2 separate regions of the Homo sapiens genome follow, and region 2 is linked to region 1. The links are chromatin contacts, found by Hi-C or POLR2A ChIA-PET in ENCODE. All regions are on one chromosome and are shown on one strand. Each heading gives the region's core, a stretch centred on a gene start or an enhancer-like site at or near the end of the contact. The rest is flanking DNA. Distances are from core to core; before and after follow the strand shown. Region 1 holds the start of TRIM34 (tripartite motif containing 34). Region 2 holds the start of OR52N2 (olfactory receptor family 52 subfamily N member 2).

Region 1 (5,141 bases), core at 1,100-3,599:
AAAAACTCAAGTGAACAAAATGAATGATGAAAAATTGAATGTCATCCACACAGAACTGATGGGCTAAGGTAATATACACATCTCAACACATGCTTTAACAAATCTGTCTGATGCTTTACTATTGTAAATGAAAGAGTATCTGAGAAAACTCTCAATCAATTTAGGAAGTTTATTTTGCCAAGGTTAAGGATGCACCCATGACAGCCTCAGGAGGTCCTGACAACATGTACCCAAGGTGGTCAGGGCACAGCTTGGTTTTATACATTTGAGGGAGATGTGAGACATCAATCAATATATGTCCGCAAAGGCGGGACAGCTGAGTCCGGAAGGGGGTTTCCAGGTCATAGGTAGATAAAAGACAAACAGGTTGCATTAAGCAATAGGGCAAAGGAAGTAACCAGATATTCATTTATCTCACCTGAGCAAAGGGGTGACTTTGAGTTCTGTCTGGAGCTTTTTTTTTTTTTTTTTTTTTATCTTAGTAGCTGTCTTTTTTTGGAATAGAATGGGAGCCAGGTTTGCCCTAACCAGTTCTCAACCTGACTTTTCCCTTTGGCTTAGTGATTTTTGGGTCCCGAGATTTTCTTCCCTTTTACACTATCTAAATGTATTAGTTACCAATATTGAAATAAGGAAAAGAAATCTGAAAGTATTAGGTTGGTACAAAAGTAATTGCGGTTCTTGCTATTATAATACTTTTATTTATTTTGTTTATTTTTATTTTTTTATTTTTTGAGACAGAGTCTTGCTCTGACACCCAGGCTGGAGTGCAGTGGTGCGATCTCGGCTCACTGCAACCTCCGCCTCCCGGGTTCAAGCAATTCTCCTGCCTCAGCCTCCTGAGTAGCTGGGATTACAGGCGCATGCCACCATGCCCGGCTAATTTTTTTTTTTTTTTTTTGTAATTTTAGTAGAGACGGGGGTTTCACCATGTTAGCCAGGGTGGTCTCGAACTCCTGACCTTGTGATCCGCCCGCCTCAACCTCCCAAAGTTCTGGGATTACAGGTGTGAGCCACCACAGTTGGCTTTATAATACTTTTAATTTCAAAAGCCGCAATTACTTTTGCACTAACCTGATAGTAATTGACTCCCTTAAAAGTAGTCAAAGCATATTCCCAAGGTATTGGATGTGGATACATTTTTGTGGGAAAGTTGTTAAACTTCCAACAAGTTTATAATTGTCCTTGATCACCATGCATGAGTCAGATGGAGAGGGCAAAAATGAAAATTGTACCTTGTCAGGTGGTTTCCAAAGGTGGCACCTTTTATTATGTAATGTGCTCTACAGGAGGTAGACTAGGATTGTTTTGATGCATACAGCACAGAAAATGAATCTATCAACTTATATTCCTCATGAAAATGGAGCATGCTGTTTGTGGAGGCACAATGTGGGGTCATCCTGTGACCAAACGAGTGGCAACTCTTGTTCAAGTTTCCTCCTCGTTCGGTTTGATTTCAAGGTTACCTCAGTTTCAAAGCAGCCCTTTCTGTCCAGGGCACAAAACTCCTGATTTACTACTTACAACTAGTGGTTCTCAGCCTCAGATTCGCGTAAAAATTACCTGGAAGACTTTTCATTTTTAAATAATGTTACTGATATATATGTTATATGCAATAATATGCACCCATTTACTGTGCACAGTTTGATGAGTTTTGAAAAAGTTTTACCCCTTTTAAAGATTTAGAGCATTTCCAACACTCCCAAAAGTTCCCCAGGTCCTTTGTAGCCAACTTTTCTCAGCACCATCCACCTCTCCGCCACCCATCCTCCATCTCCTAGCGGGTGACATGGTACTTTGGTAGGTAGCACACAAGTGGATCGTTGGAGCTGAAGGATAATTCAAATTGGTAAACTGATTCGAGGGACCATGTGCAACCATGAAAGTGGTAGGAGAAGGGGAGTTGGGTGTTTAGCTGGCCTGGGAGGCAGGGAAGGTTAAAACAGGGCTTTTCAAACACAGCACTATTGATGTTTTGGAATGGATCATTCTTTGCTGTGGGAACTGTCCCATACATTGTAGAATGCTTAGCGGCATCTGTGACCTGTACCCACTAAGATGCCAGTAGCATTCCCCTAGTTAACAACCAAATATCTCTTCAGACATTGCCAAATGTGCCATCTAGTGCAAATCCTCCATTCTGCCCTCGAGAATCACTGGATTAAGAGCATTACCTTCTGTCCAGAGGCTCTAAAGGACTACACAGCTCATTTCACCTAGACGCTCCTTCCCCTTTTCTCTTCCTGACAGCCCCAAAAATTTCACTTTCATTTCTCAGGCAGTTCCTCCTCAGGAGGGAGGGACTTCTTCACACAGAGGAACCTCATTTGTTGAATGAATCCTGACCACACCCACCCTGGCTTTTCTTCACCTCTTCAACCAGGAGCCGAGATTTCTGTTGCTCTGAAGGTGTGTGGGGAGGTTTGTGGGGGGTAGAGGGTATGAGACTCCAGGAGAAAAGTTCTCAGTGAAGTTAGGGGAATTTGATTTATGGCCCCAAGTCTCCCCTGCTCTGTCGGGAGCAAAGGCTAGCTTGCAGGCTTCCTGCTTTGAGTGCACACTGATAGCAGCCTAGAGTCTGGGGAGGGACAGCCTTGAAAGCAGTGTTAAAGAGGCAGAAGGCCGCCTTTGTTTTCTGGGGTGTCTTTTTTTCCTCCAGGCTGAATCTATTTCCATTCCCTTCCTATTGTATAATTTTGATTTTCTACCTTGCAAAGGAAACAATTCTCTCTCTCTCTTTCTCTCTCTCAAAGAGATGAACAGAAGATCTCTTATTTTCCACCTCCTACTCCCTCCTCAAAAGAGAAGTTGGTGAAAGGAGGTCTCTGTTTTCCAAGTGTGTGCAGGGCTTAGCTCCTAGTATGTGGCGTCAGATAGAATGGAGCCATGGGAGCACGGCCAGGGGTTGAAGTGGGTTCTTTTGCTGCCCTCCTGGCAACCACTAAGGGGCTTTCTGTGGCCATCCTCACGTATTCTTAGTCCTTGGCCTCCCTGACAATAGCAGGTTGAGTGATGTGACTGCCGCACACCGCTCTGTTCCCTCTGTTCCTATGTCTTTCTGCAGGTCTCAGGGCTCTCCTTGCACATCCCTGAACATACCTGTTTACTTTTACTTCAGTAACCCATGTGCTACCAGCGTCTTCACCTGTCTCAGAACTTGCTCCTCATCATTCTTCCTCTTAGACACACCTTGGCATTGATTTGTAACCTCAATTTGTTATTGCTTTTCTTTGCTCACAATTACTTAACAGAAGTTGTTCATTGTGGGCTCAGAAGGAGCCCACGGATTTAATCTTCTTGTTAAGAATTTGATATAGAGTATGTCCTATCTTAAGCTCACTTGTGAGCAATTTGCACCTTGATTGATATGTTACAGATATTCTGACACATGCCATTCTGGCCTCTGCTCTCACCCTTCAGAGTTCACTGTAACTGCCATCCTGTGTCTCTGCCTTACTCCTGGGTAGAATCCATGTCTGCCTACATACTGACTGTCTCCCAGAGGCGTCTAGTCAGGCACAAGACCCAACATATGGGATAAAATTGATTATAAAGCAGGCTGCTAATGTAAAAACGTGCAATTAGCATCCATTTAACATTCAATAAATATGAAATATACGTGGAAGCCTACATCCAAATAGAAAGTGATCATAGACCATATCGATGAATGTTAGAGTACACAAGAAGATGACTAATACTATGGAGTAACATCTTCAAGAAGTTACATTAGGGTAATGACTCTGTAAAGACCTCATGAAGGCCTTGCAACTTTAAATAGTTTTTATGAAAGTTTTAAATAGTTTTCATTGTAAGAACACATTTGAGTAGAATCTTAAGAATGCGAGGAAATTAAAGGCTTTAATGGTTTTTCCCACGGGCTTAAAAGGAGAACAGTGTGGAAGATTAAGATGGGAGTGTGCCTGGAGAGGCATAAAAGGTGAGTTCTTACCAGGCGCGGTGGTTCACGCTTGTAATCCCAGCACTTAGGGAGGACAAGGCAGGAAGATCACCAGAGATCAGGAGTTCAAGACCAGCCTGGCCAATGTGGTGAAACTGTGTCTCTACTAAAAAAATGCAAAAATTAGCCGGGTGTGGTGGCGGATGCCTGTAGTCCCAGCTACTCGGGAGGCTGAGGCAGGAGAATCAGTTGAACCCAGGAGGTGGAGGTTGCAGTGAGCCAAGATCTCGCCATTGTACTCCAGCCTGGGGGAAAAGAGCAAGACTCTGTCTCAAAAAAAAAAAAAAATATGGTGAGCTCTGAGGATTGAGGCAGTGGGAAGGCATGTGTGATGTGGACCTAACTGGACCATTATGAAGTCTGGCCTCGCTCTGGGTGGCATGGGTTTGAACAGGAGAGTGACATGATTGACATCTGCTTTAAGGTGATCACTCTGTCTACTGATGTAAGAACAGAGATGAGAGCAGAGTGAAGAAGGACAGTGATGGGTGGGCACAGTAGCTCACACCTGTAATCCCAGCACTGTGGGAGGCCAAGGCGGGTGGATCACCTGAGGTGGATCATGAGTTTGAGACCAGCCTGGCCAACATGGTGAAACTCTCTCTACTAAAAATACAAAAATTAGCTGGGCGTTGTGGCAGGCACCTGTAATCCCAGCTACTCGGGAGGCTGAGGCAAGAGAAGCGCTTGAACCCAGCAAGCAGAGGTTGCAGTGAGCCGAGATCATGCCACCACACTCCAACCTGGGTAACAAGAGCAAAACTCCGTCTCAAAAAAAAAGGAAGGGCAATGATAGTATCAGCAAGACTAGTGGAAGAACAATTTCCTGAATTCAGGTGGTTTCTACCAGAGTGGTGGCAGTTGAGGTGGTTGGAAACTAATTTGAAAAAAAACTCTTTCAGCATATTCTCACGAAGTAACAGACAGAAAAAGACATTAGGGATTGCTTAATGAAAATGATTCTATGTTAAAAAATAGCTTTTTGGAGATATATTGACCAGAACACTACAGCTCTTGGGGAGAGAGTCATTAATGTGGTATAGATTGGGCCCTGGACTCTAAGGAGTAGCTGAAGCAAGAACTCAGTGCACAGAGGAATGGGGAGGAGATGCTACAATGTTTCTGAGCTCTCAGGGTCTCTGGATGTCAAAACAGGCTCTACTTTCCTTATTGGCAGTTTCTG
Region 2 (5,359 bases), core at 293-2,792, 180 kb after region 1:
AGCTTTGGATATCTCATTAAGAAACTTGCTAGATTAAGCGAATTATCAGTCATTAATGTTAAACTATACTTTTAAACTCGTACTTATACACATGTAATACTTTTCTGGTGGTACATTTTAATATAAGTGACTTTAAATAATCAAAGTCTTTTCTGGTGGATATTTTCACTTTTAATACTGGCCTGACCCATAATAAATGCTAGCGGATATATCAGCTGAAAGATTATCTACTACTTGTTCAGGAAACTTAGCCGCGGGGATGCCTAGCTGCTTGGAGCCGCATCTGAAGCCTGTATTACTTGACCCTGGCAAAAGTAAGGCATATGTCCCATAATGTAGTCTGCTTAGGCATAGGCTGCGGCAGAGCATGGGCTTTTTCTGCTGTGGGGGCGCACTAGAGGCTGCACGACAACGACAACATGTTGAGGCAGATCCTTGATGTCGCTAGCCTGTCAAAAGCCACCTGGCGAATGAGGAGCTTGGATTCCTTTCACAGAGGAGGACTTAGGCTGGGCCTGAGGGGAAGGGTTGGGGGTATTAGATGGGGGACTAGGGGCATTAGGTAAAGGATGGTCCAGGGAATCCTATGTGCTGTTTTCTTTGCTAGGATCCTCTGAGAACCCTCCTTCACTGTCTCCACAGTAGGGGCAGGTGCATAAGGGAAAGGGAGGACAGGTCTTTGCCTCCAAAAAAGAGCATAGTCCAGTTCTTCTTGAGAAACTGGGCTTTTATTATTTACATGTTAAACTGAAAGTTGACATAGTATATCCTCAGTTGACCCAAACTTTGGCCAGAAGATTGACGGATTGAGGTTAGGTCTTTGAGTCCAAATAGAAAAGCAATATTTTATCATTTGTTGCTTTTTCTTATGTTTAGTTCTTTCATTATCTTCCCAACATTTTAGCATGAGACTTAGGGGACTATCAGGTGGTATATCTTTGTTACTATTCATATCCTTTTTCATGAGACTTAGGGGACTATCAGGTGGTATATATCTTTGTTACTATTCTTACCATTTTTGCTTGTAATATTTCCCATATTGGGTCTTGGCTAGGCGCAATCTCTCATATTAGGAATTTCTTGCCTAACGGGGCATTGCTGTGGCTCAACCCCATCATATTAGGGATTTCTCGCCTATTTGGCGAGGGATTCCTTGTGGCTCAACCCCTTGTGTTAGGGGACCTCTTGCCTATCCTTCACTGGAATCGTAACTGAGGCTCAATTCGCCTATCCTTTAGCCCCACCTGCTGGAGGCTCTTTGCATCCTTTCGCTTTGTCCACTCTGGCCGCTTCCCTCGTGGGAATATTTCAGGTTCCTCTTAGCCTTGATGGCGGGTCAGCATAAACCCCTGATGGGACCCCCATATGAGGTGACCACAGAACCACAGATTGGACTCATTCATTCTGCGCAGCAGGAGCGCTTGCTACCATTCACGCACTTTCAACCTCCAGAATGCCCCGACCCACGGCCCCCAACCACCAAGGAAGTACTTTGTCGCCCCTGTGACGTTTCCTACCTTGATCTGTGCACAGAGTTTACCTGGTCACCGCGGTATTGCAAGCCTCTCCTCCTCGCGTTGCTGAGAGTCCGAGTTTATTCATCACAATGGGTGGGTCCCGATCTCCCCTCCCTGAGACTACCGCAACGGGGCATTGGAATGCGTCTCCCCTGGGTAGGATGACTGAAGATCCCTTTCTGAAGGAGAGTGGGGATCCCAGATGAGCCCCCAGAGTTGTTGGGTGTAAAAATGCTCTAGGAATAAATGCTCAGTGCCGCAAAGTGAAACCAACACTTAGGCAAAAGTTCTCTTAGCAAGGCAATTTACTTCTGTAGAAGGGTGCCACTCGCATCAATCAAGATCACAAGAGCACAGGGAAGGAAGGAGAGCAGGGAGCTTTTATCTCTGACAGTTTCTACTTCTGTGTCACTCCCCCATGGGCTGGGGTCCCCCATGGGCTGTGTCACTCCCCCATGGGCTGAGCTGACCAGATTGGCTACTTGCAAATATCTTTCTAAATATGGAAGGGAAGGGGAACACGGGGTACAGTGGTGAGGCATGTGAGATGTGCAGTTTCCGGGGAACAATGAGTCCAGGTAACTACGGGAACAGATGTGAGTTATTGATTAGAGCTGATGGGAAGCGGTAGGCTGTTTTACAGTAACTAAGGAAAAGGAAAGTTGAGTTTGAGAACAAAAGACCAGGAAGTTAGCGGCTAAATCTTTGAAGAGGAACTCAGAGAAAATTATTGTATCTTACATTGTCTTTCAAAAAAAAAAAAAAAGTAAAGCTATTTTCAAAGCAGTTCTATAAAAAAGCTGAAAAATGATTACCATTGCCCAAGGATAGTTTCACTATTCTGTGGGCTAATTAAAGACAAGAAATTTAAATGTGTCCCAGAGATTCTGGCACATTGTGTCTTTGTTCTCATTGATTTCAAAGAACATCTTTATTTCTGCCTTCCTTTTGTTATTTACCCAGTAGTCATGCAGGAGAGGCTATCACAATCTGAATTTAGTACAAGAAGATACTGTATTATGAGAAAGAACAAATAGCAGTAAGTTTAAGGAAAGGAAGAGAGATTTGGGAAAACGGTATAATTAATTATTCTACACTTATTACTTCAAGTATAAGGACTTCATTTAGAACAACATTCTTCTTGTCATAACTCATTCCTCTGAGTGGGAGAAGCATCAGATATCAGTGAGCTATGGGTGAGCTATATGCTGAGCCTTGACGCTTCACAGAAGTCAATCTCCCTGCCTGAATAGGCCACGCATTCTGGTCTGTCCACATTAGCAAAGTCAGTGGCCAAGCTTTCCGAAAGAGACTTGTATGTGTCTATGCTAGGGACTGGATGAGCAAGCTAGTCTAAATCAGAGGCAAGGCAGAACAAGGTATTTTGCCTGAAAAATCTAAAGCCTCATTTTCCCAGATGTATATCATAAAATTGTTGACATTCTCTGTCAACTCCTTGTCTCCTGTGTGTCTCAGCTCTGAACTGAGGAGGAAAGTACAAGGTTGTATTAAGAGGCCCTCAAAAATCCCAAAACATTTTAAAATGGAATTATGATGGAAAGATAAATAAATAAGGTAGGGGAAAAGTCAAATGAAGCAAAAACGCAAAGGAATGTGTTATAAGTATGAGATGTAATGTCACAAATTACAAATACCAGAAAAGACTTTCAGAAGGAACAAATGCTCAAGGTGGTACAGAAGATAAGCTGGTGTTAACATTGTGGAAGGGGGATGGGAGGTAAGAACTGTTTAAGGAAGAGGAAATGGCCGGCATGGAGGTTTTGAGGAATGAATGTGCCACACATGAAGGGACTGAAAACAAGATTAAGTGGGCTCAAATCAGGGGCCAGTTCTATCTGAGTTTATAGTACACAATCTTTTTTTTTAACCTAATATGTTACCTTTTTGTTGTTTTGTTATTGTTGTTTTGCTTCATACTAAACCTAGAGCCCTATGCCTATGATGTCAGGTAATTTCATAGAGTCATTTTTGGGTTTATGGTAAGAACAAGAGAGACAATGAAAAGGTTTAAGAAGATGAATGATAAAAGCTTTCTACTTGGAGATAAAAATTTTTTTATTGTAATACAGAAAGTTGAGAAAATAATTTTTGAAAAAACTATTGGCAAAAGTGGCTAAACACAAAATATATTAAAATATTTATAAAATATGATATATAAATATAATTTAAACTTTGGCCACCTGTTTTATTCTTGATATGTAAGATTTAATATAAAAATGAAATTCAAAAGCTAAGAGAGTGTATTACTACCAGACCTGCCTTACAAGAAATGCTAAAGCTGAAAAAACAGGATGCTGATTAGTGACATGAAAACGTATGAAAGAATAAAAGTCACTGGCAAAAGTAAGTACATAGTGAAACTCTGAATAATACTGTTATGGTGGTATATAAATCACCTATATCATTAATATGAATGTTAAAAGACAAAATTAATTTAAAAAATAGACAGCTACAATAGTTTGTTAAGGGATATACAATATAAAAAGAAGTAAATGTGACATCAGAAACATAAAATATCAGGGAGAGTTGAGTAGAAGTATGGAACTTCTTTATGCAATTGAAGTTGTTATCAGCCTAAAATAGCCTTTTATAAATATAGAATGTTTTATGTAAGACTTGAGGTAACCACAAAGCAAAAACCTATAGTAGATGCACAAAATATAGAAAGTAAAGAACGAAAGCACACTATTAGAGAAAATTATCTATCACAAAAGAAGACAACAAGAGAAAAAGAAGGGAAGAAAGAATGTAAAAAACAACAAGAAAACAACAAAATGGCTGTAGTAAGTCCTTACTTATCAATAATTACCTTGAAAGCAAAATGATTAAATTCTTCAATCAGAAGACATAGATTTGCTGAATGAATTAAAAATAGAAGACCCAACTATTTGCTGCCTGTGAGGGCATCACTTCACCTCTAAAGACACACACACAGGTTGAAAGCAAAGGAATGGAAAAAGATATTTTGGGCAAATATAAGGCAAAAGAGTTCAGAAGTAGCTATATGTATATTGGCTAAAATAGCATTTAAATCAAAAACTGTTAAGGCAGGAACAGAAAATCAAACACTGCATGTTCTCACTCATAAGTGGGAATTGAACAATGAGAACACATGGACATAGAGAGGGAAACAACACACACCAAGGCCTGTTGGGGGTTGGGGGTTGAGGGGAGGGAACTTAAAGGATGGGTCAATAGGTACAGCAAACCACCATGGCACACGTATACCTATGTGACAAACCTGCACATTCTGCACACGTATCCTGTTTTTTACTTTGAGAAGAAATGAGGAGGGTCGGGCAAGGTGGCTCACACCTGTAATCCCAGCACTTTGGGAGGCCGAGGCAGGCGGATCACGAGGTCAGGAGATCTAGACCATCCTGGCTAACACGGTGAAACCCTGTATCTACTAAAAAATACAAAAAATTAGCTGGGCATGGTGGCGGGCGCCTATAGTCCCAGCTACTCAGGAGGCTGAGGCAGGAGAATGGCGTGAACCCAGGAGGCGGAGCTTGCAGTGAGCCGAGATCCTGCCACTGCACTCCAGCCTGTGTGACAGAGCGAGACTCCATCTCAAAAAAAAAAAAAAAAAAGAAATGAGGAAAAACAAAAATTTAAAATAGTGTAAAGGTAATTATATATTGATACAGAGGGCAATTAATCAAGCACATTAACCATTGTAAATATATATGTCTGTAATATCACAGCACCTAAATATATAAAGAAAATATTAATAGAGCTGAAGGGAGAGATAGACTGCAATAAAATAATAGTAGGGGATGTCAACACCGCATTTTCAACAATGAAAAGATCACCCAGAT

What was found. A loop is a pair of places that touch in the nucleus more often than their neighbours do. ChIA-PET counts read pairs that join two places held with the same protein, here RNA polymerase II (POLR2A). Pooled maps may share reads with other maps.
Region 2: a loop to region 1 is called in a map of naive thymus-derived CD4-positive, alpha-beta T cell, with 8 times the contacts of the local background. The contact joins the promoter of OR52N2 here to the promoter of TRIM34 in region 1. A Hi-C loop is called at or near these places in 1 of 168 maps with a recorded cell type or tissue (naive thymus-derived CD4-positive, alpha-beta T cell), 4 of 37 single-sample maps with no recorded cell type and 13 of 50 pooled maps. POLR2A ChIA-PET finds 5 or more read pairs at or near these places in 3 of 52 experiments (T-cell, activated naive CD4-positive, alpha-beta T cell and naive thymus-derived CD4-positive, alpha-beta T cell).

What each region holds. Positions count from the first base shown.
Region 1 is chr11:5,622,652-5,627,792 of GRCh38, forward strand. TRIM34 (tripartite motif containing 34) reads left to right here and starts at 2,350. Exons shown (of 8, transcript NM_021616.6): 1 at 2,350-2,409. The region is part of intron 7 of TRIM6-TRIM34 (TRIM6-TRIM34 readthrough); the gene reads left to right. It also overlaps a transcript of TRIM5 not described here. RefSeq lists enhancers at 1,959-2,038, 2,129-2,398, 2,769-2,868.
Region 2 is chr11:5,807,382-5,812,740 of GRCh38, forward strand. It overlaps OR52N2 (olfactory receptor family 52 subfamily N member 2), which reads left to right and starts at 1,543. Exons shown (of 2, transcript NM_001005174.3): 1 at 1,543-1,673.